Linked DNA regions of Homo sapiens: region 1 is linked to region 2. The links are chromatin contacts, found by Hi-C in ENCODE. All regions are on one chromosome and are shown on one strand. Each heading gives the region's core, a stretch centred on a gene start or an enhancer-like site at or near the end of the contact. The rest is flanking DNA. Distances are from core to core; before and after follow the strand shown. Region 1 holds the start of OR9A4 (olfactory receptor family 9 subfamily A member 4). Region 2 has its middle 23 kb from the start of PRSS37.

Region 1 (6,310 bases), core at 2,544-5,043, 51 kb after region 2:
GATCATGCCACTGCACTCCAGCCTAGGTGACAAAGAGAGACTCCATCTCAGAAAAAAAAAAAAAGTGATGAATAGGTTTATTACCTTAATTGTGGTGATGGGTTCATAGATGTACACTTATTTCCAAGTTCATCAAATTGTTTACTTTAAATGTGTGCAGTTTTCTCTATATCAACCATTCCTCAATAAAGCTGTTAAAAATTTAAAAATCTACCGTAAGCAAGACAGTATGTTTTGGGCAAAAGAATAGAGAATTAGATCAATGAAGCATAACAGAGAGCCCAGAAATAGACCCACACAAATATAGTCAACGAATCTTTAATAAAAGAAGAAAGGCAATCCAATGAGAAAGGATAATCTTTTCGACAAATGTTGCTGGAATGACTGGAAATCCAAACCAAACAGACAAACAAAATTTAGACACAGACTTTATACCTTTGGCAAAAAATTAACTCTACTTGGATCATAAACCTAAATGTGAAATGTAAAGCTTTACAACTCTAAAACAAAACATAGAAAAACCTAGGTGACCTTGGCTTTTGTAGTGACTTTTTAGCTACAATACCAAAAGCACAATATGTGAAAGAAAGACTTAAGAGAATGAGAAGAAGAGACACAGTTTGGAAGAAAATACTTGCAAAACACATACACATTACAGAACATGTATCACAAATATACAAAAACCTCAAAACTCAACAAGAAACTACTTGGTTACAAAAATGGGGAAATATCTGAATAGATCACTAAAGAACATGTATAGATGACAAATAAGCATGTGAAAAGATGTTCCACATCATATATCATCAGGGAATTGGAAATTAAAACAACAATGAGGCCAGGCATGGTGGCTCATGCCCATAATCCTAGCACTTTGGGAAGCCAAGGCAGGTTGATCACCTGAGGTCAGGAGTTCGAGACCAGCCTAGCCAACATGGCAAAACCCCACCTCTACTAAAAACATACACACACACACACACACACACACACACACACACACACACACACACACACACACCCTGGCATGGTGGTGGGTGCCTGTAATCCCAGCTACTAGGTAGCCTGAGGCAGGAGAATCGCTAGAATCCTGGGGGTGGAGGTGGAGGTTGCAGGGAGCCGAGATAATGCCACTGCACTACAGCCTGGGTAACAGGGTGAGACGCCATCTAAAATAAAATAAAATAAAATAAAATAAAATAAAATAAAATAAAATAAAATAAAATAAAATAAGATAAAATAAAAATAAAATAAAATAAAATAAAATAAAATAAAATAAAATAACAACAAGACACCACTGCACACCTAGTAAGTGGCTAAAATCCAAAACACCAGATGCTGGTGAGGATGTGGACCAACAGGAACTCTCAGTCATTGCTGGTGGGAATGCGACATGGTACAGCCACGTTGGAAGACAGTTTGGTACTTCCAAAAGTTTGGTACTTTCTTACAAATTTTAGCACACAATCCAGTAATAGTTCTCCTTGATATATACCCAAATGAGTTGAAAATTAATCTCCACACAAAAACTACTACGTGAATATTTATAGCAGCTCTATTCATAATCGTCCCAAGTCAGAGGCAATCAAGATGTCCATTATGGTCGGATTTTTGTGCCTCTAAATTCATCCCTTGTAGACTTAACCCACAGTACCTTAGAATGTGAACTTATTTGGAAATAAGGTTGTTGCAGGTGTTATTAGGTAGTATGAGGTCATAATGGAGTAGGGTGGGCTCCTAAGCATATGACTGATATTCTTATGAAAAGAATGCCACTTGAAGACATACACAGGAAAAAATGACTTGTGAACTTAAAATATAAACCAGAAAAGAAATAGAAAAAAAATCAACAAAGCCAAAGTAAAGTCTCTGAAAAAATTAATAAAATGGATAAATCCCTAGCAAGAATAATAAGGAAGCAAAAGCACACAAAGTAACAATATCAGAAATGGGAACAAGGGATATCATAACAGAGACAGTGAACCTTGAAAGCATGAAAATGAGTATGAGCAACTTTATGCCAATAAACCCAACAATTTAGATGAACTAAGCAATTCTCTTGAACACAATTCTTCAAAATGGACACAAACTGAAGTAGAAATTCTGAATAGTCACATAGCTATTAAATACATGGAACCCGTAATTAAAAACTTTCTCACAAATAAAACTCCTGGCCTAAATGTTCTCAATGATGAACTTTGCCAAACGATTTAGGAGGAAATAATGCAAATGTTTTTTTCCCATAAAATAGGAAAAGAGGGCTTATTTTTCCATTCATTTATGATAGCTCAAACCTGACAAGGACCTTACAAGAAAGGAAAACCACAGACCAATATCTCTCATTAACATAGAGGCCTAAATGAAAAGTGGACCAAATATATTGCAGCAATTTAAAAAGGGATAGTATAGCCAAGAATTATCTCATAATCCTTCCCAGTCAATTTCCTTCCAAGAATTGCCTGGGATTTCTTTTATGGATTTTGTCCATTCTAGAGCATGTTACATTAGGACCATACATTAAGCATATTTTGGTGTCAGATTATTTTATGCAGTGTAATGTATCTGAAATTTGTTTATGTTGTATACATCAGTACTTTGTTACTTTTTTCCTGACCATTATTCCCTTATATAAATACGTAGTTGACTCTCATTACTGGGGTTAGTTATGTCTTATAAAGTCGCTGGGATCACTGAATTAGCAAGTAGTGAATCATTGCTGAATAGTATTTCCTCATATGAATATCAAATTATCTTGTTGATGGGCATTTATTTTCTGTCATTAGTAGCTATAATAAATATACAATGAACATGATAACAGAAATATTTGTGAGGACATGTTTTCATTTGTATTAGGCAACTGCCTAGAAATAGAATTGGTAGGTCACAGAGTAGATGTATATTTAAGTTAATAAGAAACCAATGTTTTCCCAGGGGTTTTTATTATTTTACATTCCTTCCTACTGCTCCATTTTCTACTCTGCCACTGTATAGTTAATAACCCTGGAAACATGTCTGGAGAAACCGAACCATGCCTTGACTTAGGGAATTTGGATCTGTAATTTGCTTTCTCAGACAAAGGTTCCATCCTCCTCGGACTTCCTCATTTCTCAGCACCCTTCCTTCACAGTTCTCCACCTGTCATAACATGACTCAGCACAGCCACCTGGGCAGCTGTCAGCACAGTTCCCATGACTGAGAAGCCACAGTTGGAATGTCTGCATGTTGCAAACAGTGGAATGGGTGTAGCATGAACAGTCCATGAGGTTGAAGCAGGTGGCAGACCCTGTCTATTACTCACTTAGCAGGGTTCCCATAACTATGGGCAGAGGATTTCTGATAGGAGTGCAGAGATCATCTGGAAACACGTGCTTCATAATACTTGGAAATGAAGAGAAAATTTTTGATAAAATTCCATTTGGTGGCCTCTAGAATTTTGCTCTGTGCCTAGGAGTCACTAGTGGGGCCATCATGGCGAGCGGGGAGCTTAGGCTCCACAGGGCCACGTGGAATCAGGGAGAGGCATGGAGCAGTTCAGGGGGCTAACCATTCACAGCCTGGGTTGCATGGTGATAACTCAGAGCCTGAAGGAAGGCAACCTGGAGTGTTGAGAGGTTCCTCATGAGGGAGATTTCAAGTTTGCCCATTAGACAACTTTTCGGTGTTCTAAAACTTGATTAACCTCAGGAGGGAAGGGTGAATGTTTTTGGCAGCTTTTCCTTGACAGCATCCCTGGTGTGTCTCTGAACTTGTACAAATTGTTCCTCAGTGAATACTCATCCTTGGAGACAGATAAGGGAGTGAGAGAAGGAAGCAAAGAGAAGGAGAGAGATAGAGACAGTTGGACTCTCTCCTCAGCACTCGTATTTCTGGACTTTTGCATAAGCTTCTGTATGAGGACAGTATCCTTCACTCTGAATGGAGACAGAAGCAGCTGTTCCTGTCTCCTGAGCATAGCTCAGCACTAGGTGAGCGAGAGATAGCCTGGGCTGGTCCCTGGGGAGCAGTAGAACTTTCCAGTCCAGGCTGCTTCTCCGGAGGTGAGTGTCTTCCAGAGGGGGTTCCTTTCTGTGAAGTAGACAGTAGGAGAGCATCATGATGGGAGGGCCGGGGCTTGGCTGCCTCCTAGAACAAGGATACCTAGAGCCTGAAGACTGGACAGTGGGAGTTGCATAGAGGATGAGCTCTACAGCAAAGCCTGTCTCCAGAGCAGAGGGCAGAATCATTTCTTCTCTGCCCTATGCTGGCGAGAGGCACAATGCTCTGCCACTACCCAAGTCCCTGCTCTCTCATTTCTCCCCATTCCTTCCATATATCTGCCTGCCACATAGTAGGGGAGCTCCAGGGAGAGAGATTGCAGGTTGACTTTATGTTGCTTCAGAGAAGAATGAATGGAGAGAAGAGTCAGGCTGTATAGTCCTTGTTCATTCACTGATTTTTTTTCTTTAATCTATTCATTGATATATTCATTTAAAATACAGAGTGCATACTCTGTTCTAGTGTCAGACTCTGTTCTTGGCACTGGTAATACAAGAGAGATGAAGTGAACGAGAAAGAGAAATGACCTACCTATGAAGTATTTAATTAAATATTGGATTTTGATGATAAATTAATAAACAAGTAATAGTATAATGTGACTGGAGATATTGGTGAGGATAATTAGTATGAAAAATGTAGCCTAACACAGGTTTGAGAGGAAGGTGTGCCTGTATTGTTTTAGAGAAGCTGAGTGGGAAGGGGCCCATAAAGAGGAAACATTTGAGCAAATACCTGAATGTGGTAAGGGAAGGAGTCCAGACATTCTAAGGAGTTCAGAGTGATCCATTTTGGTGTCTTCTGACACTTTTTGTTGCCCCAGGACTCTGGAGAAAACAGGTGGTCACGGAGGAGCAGATCTGCTCTGTGGACCTTCCAAGCTGCTCTAACAGACTGAGACCATGGCAAGTTGGATGCAGGCACAGACTTCCCATTGGGAGGTCTTGTCTCTCTGCTGAAACTGGGGTGTTGAGAACTGGGAGATGCAGAGGATAAGTTACCTCCACACCACAGCTGTTTTCTTGTCTCCTGGCCCTAGGGTGGAGGCTGTGTTGGGAGTTGAGAATTAAAGTTCCAGCCTCTTCACTCCTGGACTTCTCCTCCTCCTCTTTGTCATCTCATAACAAGAGGAATCAAAATCTCAGAGCTAGAAATTGTTAACTGGGAGCTGATCAGACTCTGTCTGCGTGGGGGAGACACAGTCACTTAGATAAGAGGTGGGGATGGCTTTCATTATAAAAATAAAAGAGGAAGAAGTGGGTAATCCACTCAAGGGAGCTGGTATCCCAGAGGTCAGGGAAAAACTCAATACTTTGTCTTAAAATGGCTCTTACCTTGTGACAATGTCCTGGATAGACCTCACTTCCCGACATCACCCCCCAAAATGGTAAATATAACTGAAGTGAAAACTTTTAAATGAACATAATGCAAATGGAGCCTGTGTTTAGAGGATACAGAAGAAAAAAGTAACCATGCCTGTGTGAGATTGGCTAGGAATACTTTATTTATTTATTTTTTGAGACGGAGTCTCACTCTGTTGCCCAGGCTGGAGTGCAGTGGTGCGATCTCAGCTCAAGCAATTCTCCTGCCTCAGCCTCCTGAGTAGCTGGGATTACAGGCGCGCACCAACATGCCCAGCTAATTTTTGTATTTTTAGTAGAGACGAGGTTTCACCATGTTGGTCAAGCTGGTCTCAAACTCCTGACCTGGTGATCCGCCTGCCTTGGCCTCACAAAGTATTGGGATTACAAGCGTGAGCCACCGCACCCAGCCAGGAATACTTTCTTATAATTGTTTAGATGCATTAGGATTTGCAAGATGGAGACATAATAGGCAGAGAAGGCAATTTAGTTCCACCCAAGATGATAGAGGTGCTGGTGTAAGTGAACACATTGTGATCATGGAAGCAGACAGGGTGGCCGGTGAGAGCAGAGTTGGAGGCAGATGTCCAGTGTATTGAGAAAGAGTGCATACTAGGGTGGGTGGGTTTTCATGTTTACCATTTGGTATTCATAACTGGATTTCATCTTCTTGAACATATACATTTATCTTCAAAAGATATATATTCTTCATGAAGTATTTGACATCAACATCGTGTAGAAAATAGTAGAGTCAGGTTATGGAGTTGAGGAGCAGGAGAGGAATGTTTTTTCAACCTGAAATGTCCTTAATCTTTTTAGGATAAGCGGTTGTTCTCTCTCTTTTGCTCTCTAGATTTCACAAGGAACAAGGGCTTAGAACTAAATGTTGATGAATTACTCTAGTGCCACTGAATTTTATCTCC
Region 2 (5,424 bases), core at 1,672-4,171:
CGCAATGATGAAAAGAGTTGTCAGAGTCTTAGAGAGAGATGGCCAGGTTCAACTCAGGCCAGGTGTGGTTTGTCAGCCTTCTGTGAGAAGACACATTCACTGAGGACAAAAGTAAGGGAGGCTTTCATCCCCAAGATAGGAAGGAAGAAAGGAGTAATCCATGCAGGGAACCAGCTGACCAGTAGATTGAGAGATCCTCAGTCCTTGCCCTTGAAAATTTACAGATACTCCTCAGGAGGAGACTTCCATACCCTCACTCTCACCAACACACAGCAATAATGATGAAGGTAAAGCAAAAGTTTTAAAATAAACATCCTGTAAATGGAACCTACATTCTGATGAAACAAAGAAATCGAGTAACCAGCTCAGGGGCGTTGGCAGGGAAACTTTTGTATAGAACATGATACTGGAGCAGGAATTTACAGGATAGAAAATACTTGGCAGACAGAGTAGTTTAGGACCTTCCAGGTGGAAGGGAGTTAGTGGTAGAAATGAACACACTGTGGTCCTGGAGGCTGACTGCTGGCTGTTCAGAGCAGAGAGGGAGGCAGGTGAAGTGAGCATTGGGGGTGCAATGGTGCATGCTGGGCAGGGTATAGGCTCTCATGTCTAAGGTATGGCACTGGGGACTGGGATCATCTTCATGACCAACTCAATTTTCCTCACACATTGTACATATTTAGAAAAATTGCCACTGACCATATACAGGAATAGTAGAAGACAAATGCCTACCATTCTAGTCATGGTGTGTGGCCTGTGAACAGGAGGGGGATTGCAGAACAGTTTCTAATTCTGTTAAGATGAGAAGCCGTATTAACTCTCTTTTGTTTTCTAGATTTCATGAGTTAAAAGCACTCAGAAGTAAATGTTGGGGAATTACTCTAGCGCCACTGAATTTTTTCTCTTAGGCTTCCCTGGCTCCCAAGAAGTACGCCGTATCCTTTTTGTGAACTTCTTCTTCTTGTACGCAGTGACAGTGATGGGAAACACGGTCATCATCGTCACTGTCTGTGTTGATAAACATCTGCAGTCCCCCATGTATTTTTTCCTGGGCCACCTCTGTGTCCTGGAGATCCTGATCACATCCACCGCTGCCCCTTTTATGCTGGGGGGTTGCTGCTTCCAAGCACCCAGATCATGTCTTTGACAGCCTGTGCTGCACAGCTATATACCTTTCTTTGGGTACCTCGGAGTTGGCATTAATGGGAGTGATGGCTGTGGACCATTATGTGGCTGTGTGTAACCCTTTGAGGTACAACATCATTATGAACAGCAGCACATGTGTCTGGATGGTCATTGTATCATGGGTGTTTGGGTTCCTTTTTCAAATCTGGCCAGTTTATGCCACTTTTCAGCTTACTTTCTGCAAATCAAATGTGTTAGATCATTTTTACTGTGACTGAGGACAATTGCTCAAGGTATCCTGTGAGGACACTCTTTTCACAGAGTTTATTCTTTTTCTAATGGCTGTTTTCATTATCATTGGTTCTTTTGATCCCTACGATTGTCTCCTACACCTACATCATCTCCACCATCCTCAAGATCCCGTTAGCCTCTGGCTGGAGGAAATCCTTTTCCACTTGTGCCTCCCACTTCACCTGTGTTGTGATCGGCTACAGCAGCTGCTTGTTTCTCTACACGAAACCCAAGCAAACACAGGCAGCCAAGTATAACCGGATAGCGTCACTGCTGGTTTTAGTGGTGACCCCTTTTCTGAACCCTTTCATCTTCACCCTGAGGAATGACAAATTCATACAGGCCTTTGGAGATGGCATGAAACACTGCTATCAACTCCTCAGAATTTAGCTCTGTCCTGGGGACAATCCTTATCATGGACTTCAGTAATCTGAAGGTACTAATTTAAATCTAAAATGACAGTTTTCATCATCAAATAGTTTGTAATCTACAAAGAACATTTAGGGCATAGACAGTGCTTCAATTCATTATTGGGTGACTTCATTAAAAAGAATAAATACATCAATTTATTCTTTTTAATGTATATAAATACATGTCCCAAAATAAATATGACAAGTGTAAACATCTGAAATACATGAAGATTTTAGAACTCTCAGACTGTGAATGGGAAAAGCAAGAAATGTGATTTATCTGATGTCTGCTGTACTAATTTGATTCTAGATGCCAGAATTATCTTCCCCTTTATTGCCTTATGGTTTCATGGTGTGTTCTCATCGTGTAAGCCTCACTATTGTGTCTCTCAGTGACCTGTGGTCCACCCTCAAGCTTTCAATGTAGTTCCTGCCTCCAATATTCAATGGTGATAGTAACTTTCTATGGGTTTTCTGACTGGAAGTTGTGACAGTGAACTCACTCCCCCATACTGACTGCTTAGCAATCTTCAGAATGAATGTGTTTTGATACAGGTTTAACCCTAATTTGTGCACCTTCTTAGCCATAGATGAAAGGTTTTAGAAAGAAACATTTTTTTTTACCTAACGTCGCCAACATCAAATGAGGGAGCGCAATGGAGGTATGTTCTGGAAGGCGATGTGATAAGGGATAGATGGCTTTGCGGTGTCCTTGGGCTGAGGGTGGATTGGAGAGAGGGCAGAGGGACAGGTGGCCTGTGGCCCCTTTTTCTGTCTCACACATTCTTCAATCTTGACATGGTACATTCACCCTCCATGTTCCCTTTGCTATCCCACTTCCTGCTCAGTTTCTTTATTAATTTCATTTATTCTCTCTCTCTCTGTTAGTACCAGATTCATCTCTTTGTTCCTTTTCCCCCTTCATTCACTCACAAAAACCAAGTTTATCAAGCCACCTTCTAGCTCCACAGTGAGCTCCCTTAATCCTTATATCTCAGTTTCTGTGTTGCCCCATCGTCTCCCTTGTTCCTGTCATACCCACTATTCTCAATTAATATTTCTGTATTGCATGACACAGATTTCTTCTGCATTCTTACACAAGTGATTACACATGTTTGGAGCAACCTAAATGGACATCAAAAGGTGACTACTCATATGATTTATGGCACTTTCATTCAGTTGAACATTACATAACTGTAGGAAGAATGAGGAAGTTTTCTTTGTCATTACAAGAAAGTACTTCAGGGTACACAGTTGAGAAAGAAAAGCAAAGAGTAGACCAATTTTTTTATGTGTTTCCTTTTTGTAAGAACAAAGCAAAACTCTGTTTATATTTCTATTTGGGTATAGTTGCATGAAGAAATGCCTAGGAGGGAAACCAGGAAATCAGTTATCTTGGGGATGTGTTGGTGGGAATGGCATTCATGGGAATAGTCGGTGAGGGAGGCTGTTTATGATACAGCTGTGTACATTGCTTTCACTGCTACTTCATAATAATGTGTTACCAACTCAAAAATAAAAGACATCATTCTGCTTCTAATTGCCAAGGAAAGTGTGCTTGCTTATCCAAATATCTGATGGTAACAAAGGACATATTTTGACAGAAGAATCTTTAGTAACTCTAGATACTTTGTAATGTTTCTGCAGAGCTGAGTAGTGGTACTGGGAGAATAATAAGGGAGAAGAGATGGAGCTTCACATTTCTCTCATTCCCAGACCTTCAGTGCTTTTGTAAGACTATATATTGTTGGGATATTGTGGGGGCTTCTTTTAATTATCCTATGTGTGTTGAAATTATCTTTGTCCAATCTGTTTTGTTTTTACTCTTTGCATCTTAATGAAATCTTCTGTCATATAGAGGTATTCATTTTGCCTTTGTCTGGTTAATTATTACTTTTATGATATATATTTCTGTAATCATTTAAAAAGTTTTTTTCTATTCAAATGACTTAACGAAAGTCCATTGTAATATTTACATGCCCTGACAGAGTAGATGTAACACAATAGATTTTATTTAAAAAAAGAGAATAATGGGAAAGCATGTGCAAAAGTTTTTAAAAAATATTTTCAGTAATCATATTGATGGAGATAGTATTCCAGGATGGTTGTGAGTATAATGTGAAACAAAGGAAATGTGTCCTTTATTTCAAATAAATATGGAATATTCTATTTCTTAATATAATATGGAGGAGCTTAGGTAAATCTCTATATATGGGCAGACTCAGTGCGTGTGCTCTCTCTTTCTCTGTCTCTCACTCCTGGCTCTGTTCATTGCCATAACTTAGCAACATTGGCCAATTCGATTACAATGAACATTCCTAGGCCCATATTGTAGTCTTGCAATACAATTTCCTGGTAAGAGAAATCAGGGCTTCTTGGAGAAATGACTGATTCCTCATCTAGGATGGGGAATCCACAAGATGAACTTGAAAATTCATATCATACCAGATGTGAAAGATTACTAGGGTTGTATTAGAATACTCAGGACTCAATTAGAGGAGACTTCTACTGGCCAAAGATGAAAGAAGTTGTGCTTCCAACCTATCAACTATTTTTAAATTTATGAGTTCACAATATTTAAAAAAAAATCACCTTCCAAAGATGATATTTTTTATTCATCAGACCTAAGCTTCTGAACCAACCAACTTATAGAAAACTATGTAGAGAACAGAAAGACACATTGAACTGCACCATGTAGGTGGAATTGGGAGAATGGAGATGCTAAGAATTCTACCATAAAAACACCTGAGCTTCTCAACAAATAGATTGGAAAGAGGTGAAAAGGCTGTAGAGAGAATCTGAAGATTAGAATCGATGTAAAGAACATATCAAATAAAAAAAAGTAGAAGACTCTATAGTGTGTGATAATTTAAACTGGAGTGATAAAATCTTTAAGGAATACAAATAAATGATTACTTAAAGGTAAAGATTATCATTACTTCTGAGGATGTGATGAGTGAATTAGAATAGGACACATGAATGGGCTTCTGCGGTTGCTATTAAAGTTGTATTTATTGATCCAAGGGGTGGTTGCAAAATAATTTCTTAAGCTATGCATGTGTTCAGTGTAGTGTTTCTATATACGTTTCACTTTAAAATAAAATGATTTAATCTTCTCTATATATTTTAATAGTTTCAATTTCTGATTTTGATATTTATTTAAAAAATAGGTTATTATTTATTTTGGGATAGGTTAAAGGTTGACGACAGGCTGGACCTCTAGAAATCACAGCTTTAGGCAAGAGTTAAGGGCTAAAAGTTCATTTGTGGGTGGGGGGATGCACTTCTACTATAGCAAAGTAAAATGAAGTGAGACAGGAAAGCATGGTAAAGAATGCAGTATGATGAATAACCATGTGAACATTGTTTCCTGATGATTAGCTGATGACATAATTGTCTATATAGAAAGCCTCTAAGATTCTACCAGAAAACTCCCGTAAGTAATAATATATTTTAGCAAGGCTGAAAGAGACAAGGTCAACATGCAAAAGAAATTACTAACAATGAACAATTAGAATTAAAATGTATAAAATAATATCATTTTTGATATCTCCAAAAAAGGGAAGTACTGGGTATGAATCTAACACAATATGTTTAT

What was found. Hi-C counts contacts between places; a loop is a spot of excess contacts on that map. Pooled maps may share reads with other maps.
Region 1: a loop to region 2 is called in a map of heart right ventricle, with 6 times the contacts of the local background. The contact joins the promoter of OR9A4 here to the enhancer-like site in region 2. A Hi-C loop is called at or near these places in 3 of 168 maps with a recorded cell type or tissue (Calu3, astrocyte of the cerebellum and heart right ventricle) and 1 of 50 pooled maps.

The regions. Positions count from the first base shown.
Region 1 is chr7:141,912,606-141,918,915 of GRCh38, forward strand. It overlaps OR9A4 (olfactory receptor family 9 subfamily A member 4), which reads left to right and starts at 3,794. Exons shown (of 2, transcript NM_001001656.3): 1 at 3,794-4,031; 2 at 6,241-6,310. The coding sequence starts at 6,271. RefSeq lists a silencer at 2,651-2,851.
Region 2 is chr7:141,861,995-141,867,418 of GRCh38, forward strand. It overlaps the pseudogene OR9A3P. Among named protein-coding and RNA genes, the nearest start is that of PRSS37, 23 kb to the left of the region's middle. Within about 2 kb of position 2,922, at least 2 of the 41 ENCODE cell types and tissues checked have a DNase peak (open chromatin) inside an H3K27ac peak, as active enhancers do.